Linked DNA regions of Homo sapiens: region 2 is linked to region 1. Evidence: chromatin contacts called from ENCODE Hi-C or POLR2A ChIA-PET data. All regions are on one chromosome and are shown on one strand. The core of a region is the stretch at or near the end of the contact, and the rest is flanking DNA. Distances in the headings are between cores, read along the strand shown.

The links. Hi-C counts contacts between places; a loop is a spot of excess contacts on that map. ChIA-PET counts read pairs that join two places held with the same protein, here RNA polymerase II (POLR2A). Pooled maps may share reads with other maps.
Region 2: a pooled map shows a loop between it and region 1 (12-fold over the local background). The contact joins the promoter of SART1 here to the promoter of EHD1 in region 1. A Hi-C loop is called at or near these places in 5 of 50 pooled maps. POLR2A ChIA-PET finds 5 or more read pairs at or near these places in 2 of 52 experiments (CD4-positive, alpha-beta T cell and Panc1).

Annotation. Positions count from the first base shown.
Region 1 is chr11:64,876,997-64,880,500 of GRCh38, reverse strand. EHD1 (EH domain containing 1) reads left to right here and starts at 1,880. Exons shown (of 5, transcript NM_006795.4): 1 at 1,880-2,440. The coding sequence starts at 2,037. It overlaps MIR10392 (microRNA 10392), which reads left to right and starts at 1,892; the gene lies at 1,892-1,978. RefSeq lists silencers at 1,494-2,053, 2,074-2,123, 2,974-3,043 and enhancers at 3,204-3,303, 2,967-3,504.
Region 2 is chr11:65,960,356-65,963,758 of GRCh38, reverse strand. It overlaps SART1 (spliceosome associated factor 1, recruiter of U4/U6.U5 tri-snRNP), which reads right to left and starts at 2,025. Exons shown (of 20, transcript NM_005146.5): 1 at 1,666-2,025. The coding sequence starts at 1,978. RefSeq lists an enhancer at 1,380-2,167.

The sequences.
Region 1 (3,504 bases), core at 631-3,130:
CAATGAGAATGCTGCCGGGGCGCCAGTTTGGAGCAGCCTCATTGAGACGACTGAACAACTACTTCATTCAGGATCCTCAGCCCTGGGCCCTTCCCTAGATCAACCCAGAAACTGCATCTCCGGGGTGGATCCCTAACAGTGCTGAGTAGGAGGCAAACACTGTGGCTTCTAAGGCTGACCCGGGAAGTCTGGACTAGGCCCGCCGGAGGCTCCTCGTCACCAATTGGCATGCAGCCTCTGGTGACAGCTCTGCCTAGGAGCCTCAGTATCTTCTTTTGAGAATAACACCAAAAAAAAAAAAAAAAAAAAAAAAGGGGGGGGGCAGTAGCTTGTGTGCTTTACTATGATGAAAAGAATCAAATCAAAGCACTAAGGGGCGTAAGATTGCAGGCAGGGTTGGAATTACTTATCCGCTCTCCAATGGTTAGGGAGCAAGAGGGGAGGGCAAGGGAACTATCTATTCCCTCGGAAGGGATCTTACAAGCGGTAGGCGAACAAACCTCCCATCGTGTCCTCTCTAGATTCCACCACTCAGTTCCCCTGAGATATCCCCCGTTCTCAGATTTGAGTTCCTGCCTCTTCCTCTTAGCCTACCAGCCCAAGTTATCCCCTGATACAGGCCCCTAGCCCTCCAGGCTTCCACATCTCCCAGAAGCGAGGAAGTTGGACCTGAGGCTTTCAAAGTCGCAGGTTCAATTCAGATCTCTTTAAGAGCCCCCAGGGTCCTGCTACCACAGGTTGGTGTCTTGATACTGGTTACATAACAATCAGTCCCCAAAGCTCTGACATCACCCACTGAAGATTCTCACCAGCCTGGACAGCCAAAGGGGTCTGTGTGTGGCCGGGGAGGATGGCGGGGGAGTGAGCCCCATGGAACAGCCAGGAACTGGTAAGGGGAGGTAGGGCACAGATCCCAGTAAATGATGGTAAATGGTGGTGACCCCGAGAGGAAAGTGGAAGTATTTGGGTTTTTAAACTTCCCCCTAAATTCCCACAAGATTTCATTGTTGCCCCCACACTTCCCCTCTTCCCCACATAGGGAATTTCCGATTTCACTTCCCAATACGCAAGTGGCCAGAGAGCCTCAACTTCCTCCTCATGCCCTCCCTGCCTTGCCCCAGCTATAGCCTTTGTGGGGAAGCCTTCTCTTCTCCCGCGCGAGTCCGGTGTCACCCATGTCCTCCCTCGCTTGCGTCCCTCTCCCATTCCCACCCCGTCGGCCTGAGGGGAGGTCAGGCCTCTCGCTGCCCATTTTTCTTTCCCCAGTCACCAGCCCGCCCCGGATTCTCTACTCCCTCAGCTTGCTCTGCTACCACTTTCCTGTCTCTCCCTCTCCCAAAGCAGATAAAAGATGAGGGGACAAAGACAGTGTGTGTCTGGGAAGCTGGGCTGAGAGGAGGAGGTGCCGCCGCCTGGGGGTACTCCGATGCTTCCGGGGATTCCGAGCCAGCTGGAGGACCGCACGTGGCGAACGGCGGGCGCGGCGCGTAGTCAGGGAACCAGGGTGCCTGACTGGGTGTCTCGTGGAGCCATCCCGCGGGGGTGTGGGGGGGCCACGGTGCCGGAAGGCGCGCGGCCCAGAGGCCGTCTCCGCCGAACGCCCGCTCCTCGCCTTCCTAACCGCAGCACTTTCGCGAGCCTCCCTACGAGGGGCGGGGCGAAACAGGTGCGGTTGCCACGGCACCCGGACCACAGCCTCGCGAGATTTGGAATCAGCCAATGGGGGCGGGGTAGGGGAAGACGTGGCACCAGTCGGAGGGGCGGGGCTGGGAGGGGCTCCTCCCTACCGCCCCCAATTCCGCCCTGCCCCCGCCGCGGCGGCGCTAGCCGCCACTGAGGGACCGACCCTATAAAGGCCGCTCCGCGAGGGGTGCGCAGCATTCGGCAGAGGGCGCTTCGACGGGCTGGGCTGTGCGCCTGCGCAGTGTGGGTCGCTCCCGATTCCCTGCCCCGGCCGGCCCCGCCTCGGCTCCGCACCCTCGCCCCGCTCTCAGCCGCCGCTCTGCCCCGCAGCAGCCAGCCCCGTGTCCGGCAGTATGTTCAGCTGGGTCAGCAAGGATGCCCGCCGCAAGAAGGAGCCGGAGCTCTTCCAGACGGTGGCTGAGGGGCTGCGGCAGCTGTACGCGCAGAAGCTGCTACCCCTGGAGGAGCACTACCGCTTCCACGAGTTCCACTCGCCCGCGCTGGAGGACGCTGACTTCGACAACAAGCCTATGGTGCTCCTCGTGGGGCAGTACAGCACGGGCAAGACCACCTTCATCCGACACCTGATCGAGCAGGACTTCCCGGGGATGCGCATCGGGCCCGAGCCCACCACCGACTCCTTCATCGCCGTCATGCACGGCCCCACTGAGGGCGTGGTGCCGGGCAACGCGCTCGTGGTGGACCCGCGGCGCCCCTTCCGCAAGCTCAACGCGTTTGGCAACGCTTTCCTCAACAGGTACCCACCCATCACTCCAGGGGGCGGGGGGCGCGTCCGGGGCACACCCCTCACTCGGAGCCTGACCCTCCCGTGGCTGTCGCCCCGCCGTCCTTTGTCTCCGAGGCCCCAGTGAGACCCTCAGTGACCACTCCCTGGTCCAAGGGCCCTGCCCCTTCCCAGAGTAAACCCACTGGGGGTCTAAGAGTGGGCGTTGTCGGCTCCCCCAGCTTCTGTCCTCCCCAGAATCTTCCAGGGTAACCACCAAGCCCTCCTGCAGATCCCAGCCCCACTCCCCTCAGCAGCAGGGCCGCAGTAGGAAGCTGAGCCATTCCTGCGCTCCTTTTCTTGGTCTCCACCTCCGTCCCGCAGGCTGGATGCACCTAATTCACGGAAATCAACCCTCCCCTCCCTGTCTTCTTAAGTGTCAATAGCAAAACACAATGAAACTTTTAGCCATTCCCTTCTCTGGTGCGGTGTGGGTCTGCTCTGCCTCCCCTGGGACGGTGGTTTTGTGTAGGAGGGAGGAGGAGGATCGGCTGTGGCTTGCTGACTTTGGGGCAGCCCCTTGGAGGCAGGGGACAGTTGAGGTTCGAACACTTCTCCCAATGGCAGCTCTCAAGAGGTCAGTGCTGCCCTGAGGGGTTTCAGGAAGCAGGATGAGGTGGTGGCAGTGGGAGCCCTGCAATGAGATTCTGGCCCTAAGCCCTTCTGTGCACTGAGGGACAGAATCTGAGGTTCCTTCACCCACTTGGACCTCACTTTTCCAGTTAAGTGGCCTCTGCACGCGAGGAGAGTGAGCTCCAGGACTCTGCCTGTCTCAGTGCTGTGAATGAAACACAGTGCTCCCGCCCCTCAAGGAGTGCAATGCCCAAGCTCACTTTTCTCCAGAGAAACTCGAGACATGCCCGTCCCAACCCCCAGGCGACATACCAAAGTACTTCACAGACCCTGTCCTCCCTGCCACCCCACGTTCACGGACTCCACATGCCTTTCATAATTCTGCACCAGCGAAGAGCCTCTGAAGGAATCTTTGAATCCTGCCTTCCAGGTCCCCGCCCTGCACGGTCACATTCCTTTCCAGA
Region 2 (3,403 bases), core at 776-3,275, 1.1 Mb before region 1:
CCTGTAATCCCAGCACTTTGGGAGGCCGAGGCAGATGGATCACGAGGTCAGAAGTTCAAGACCAGCCTGGCCAAGATGGTGAAACCCCGTCTCTACTAAAAATATAAAAATTAGCCAGGCACGGTGGTGCGCACCTGTAATCCCAGATACTCGGGAGGCTGAGGTAGGAGAATTGCTTGAACCCAGGAGGCAGAGCTTGCAGTGAGCTGAGATCGTGCCACTGCACTCTAGCCTGGGCAATGGAGCAAGACTTTGTCTCAAAAAAACAAAACAAAACAAAAAAAAAACTCTTCCTTTCCTGCATTCCCATCCTGCATCCTACCTTCTCCTTTATCTTAAAGGCTTCTCTCTCCACCTGGGCCATGGATCCCAACCTCTCCAGGCTCCCCAAGGTCACCAGCCTCCTCGTTTCTAAATCTAGTGGGTTCTTTTCGGTTCTGGTTTTGCTTGATCTCCTGTGGTATGTGGGACTGCTGATCGCTCCCTCCTTCTAACAATACTCTCTTCCCAAAGTTCCCATGACACAAAGGTTTTCCTGCCTTTTTGGTTACTCTGTCTCCTTTTTTTGGTAACATCTTTCTCTGCCTACTACTAACATAAGGGCATTTCTCAGGTTCTAGTCCTGACCCCCTCTTCTCATGTCACAGTCTTTCAGGGGCTTCACTGGCCACCCAGATACTGACTCCCAATGGCTTTATCCAGTCCAAACTCTGGATTTCCCCATTACCATCAACCTTGACAACCCCAAAAGTGAACTATCTCCCCCCACCCCCGCTCCAAATCTGCTTCTCTTCCCTACTCCTCAATTTCAGTAGAAATGACACCCACTACCTATCTGGCTGCTCAAGCCAAAATTCAAGGAGTCATCCTCCATTCCTTCTTCCCACCCTCATACAAGTGCTGAGTTCTGTTCATTCCTCCTCCAAAACACCTCTCCAACCTGTCCACTTCTCTCAATCCCACTGCTGCTGCCTTGGTGCAGGCCACCATCAGCCCTCCCCTGGCCTATAGCCCTCCTGGTTTCCTGGTCTCCAGTCCTGACTACCTTTGACTAAATTCTCAATCCAGTGATGTTTACAAAATACGGATCTGAGCAACTCACTCCTCAACTCACATCCATGGCTCCCTACTATCCTCAAGACAATCTACAGTTCTTAACAGAGACTACAGTACAGGGTCCTTTGTGTTCACATCCCTGTCTATCTTACTCCCTCATTTCTCTACCATGCGCCCTACACGATTCGTCCAATACCAGGTTTTTCTTGCCTCTGTATATGCTGACACTACTTCATTCACTCATTCAACATATTTATTGAGAATCTGATTGTACCAGACAACTGAGGAAAACAGAAGCCCTCTGTCCTCAAGCAGCTGAGTGGAGAAAGTCAACCTCTAATCCTAAACAACCGTAGAAAGACTTTTTTCTTTTTGAGACAGAGTCTCGCTTTGTTGCCCAGGCTGGAGTACACTGGCGGGACCGCAGCTCACTGCAGCCTCTAACTCCTGGGCTCAAGGGATCCCGTAGAAAGACTATTTAATAGAGCTGGTAAACAGCTTGGGGGTTTCCTGGCCTGAAGAGCTTCGCTGACACTGCGCGCACACCCAGACCCACGCGTTCCGGGACCCCCGCCCGACCCGCCCCCTGCGCAGGCCCCGCCTCCTCACCGGCCTCGTAGCCGTCATCGCGCTTCTCCCGCTTCACGCGCCGCTCGGAGGGCTCTGCCTGGCTGCGCTCCCGCCCGTGCGTGCTGCTCCGGGCCTCAGCTTCGGCCCCGCGCCGCCCGCTCCCGCGCTCGCCCCCACGTTCCCGGCTCCGCTTCCGTCGTTCGCCACCGCTACCGCCACTGCCGCCACTCCGGTGCTTGTGTTTTTTGTGTTCCCGGTGCCGCGGCGGCTGCTCGGTGGCACCCCCGGTGCCGGCCGCCGCCGTCGTCCCGGCCGCCTCCTTCTCTCCGCGATGCTTCTTGGACGACCCCATAGTGGCACGTCCACTCCGAGCCCGGCTGCCGCCGAGCCCAGACAACGCAAAATGGGAATACTTCCGGGTCGCTCGGCAGCCGCTGTCGTGTTGCCGGAAACTAAGAGCGGCTGCTTCCGTCGCTCGCCTTGGAGCCTGCCCCAGAGGCTCATGGGAAGGCCGGGATCAGCGCTCGACTGCACATTCGCGCCGTCTCGGGTCGGGTGGGTTCTTTGAGCGAGTGGTCCCATTGCGCATGCGCTCCTCAAGGGAAGCGGAATTAACCCGGAGGTGGGATCCCAGAACTGGAAGGACTTAGAGCCCATTAAGTCAGTGTCTTCGTGGCTTTAAGTTCCTCCCCGGCCTCCCTGCGCTTGCACTTCACCGGCAACGGGGTGTTCACTACCTCACGGTCTTTCCGTAGACACCTCCCTCCTACAATGGGCGCTCGCTTAGTGGACTCCTAGGGTCGTGGCTCCAACGGGTGTTGTTTTCCCGAGATCTCCAATTCCACAGCCCAGCTTCAGACCCGCTATAACCAGTATCGTCAGGGAACGCTTCCTTCCCACGTTCCCTGTTTTGTTTTGTTTTGTTTTTTCCCTTGAGATAGGATCTCACTCTGTTGCTCAGGCTGGAGTGCAGTGGCGTGATCACAGCGCACTGCAGCCTCGACCTCCTGGGCTCAAGTGATCCTCCCACCTCAGCCTTCCCAGTAGCTGGGACTACGAGAGTACGCTACCACGCCCCTTTAATTTTTGTATTTTTTTGTAGATGGTTGGTGGGGAGCGGGGGTAGGGGGTGGGGTCACTATGTTGGCCAGGCTGGTCTCGAACTCCTGAGCTCAGGCTATACACCCGCCTTGGCCTCCCAAAGTGCTGAGATTACAGGCATGCGCCACTGCGCCTGGCCCTGGATTGGATTTTTAAAACCTGGCCCCGTGAACTGTTAAGATTGTTTAGGAGCTCCACATGGGCGTCAGTGTATCCCTGGAACCCCTGAAATTGAATGCAAAATGTGGCACATCTGTGTGTATGAGTTTTTTTCTTGAGGAGACCAGCCCTAACTTAAAACTATTGGGACTTAAAACCCCAGTGCAGGCCGGGCGCGGTGGCTCACGCCTGTAATCCCAGCACTTTGGGAGGCCAAGGCAGGCGAATCACGAGGTCAAGAGATCGAGACCATCCTGGCCTACATGGTAAAACCCCGTCTCTACTAAAAATACAAAAATTAGCTGGGTGTGGTGGCGCACACCTGTAGTCCCAGCTACTCAGGAGGCTGAGGCAGGAGAATCGCTTGAACCTGGGAGGCAGAGGTTGCAGTGAGTTGAGATCACACCATTGCACTCCGGCCTGGTGACAGAGCGAGACTCTGTCTTAAAAAAAAAAAAAAAAAGCGCAGTGCACACAATCCCAATCTCTCCTGAAACCCCTCCCCTCACCCAGTGGT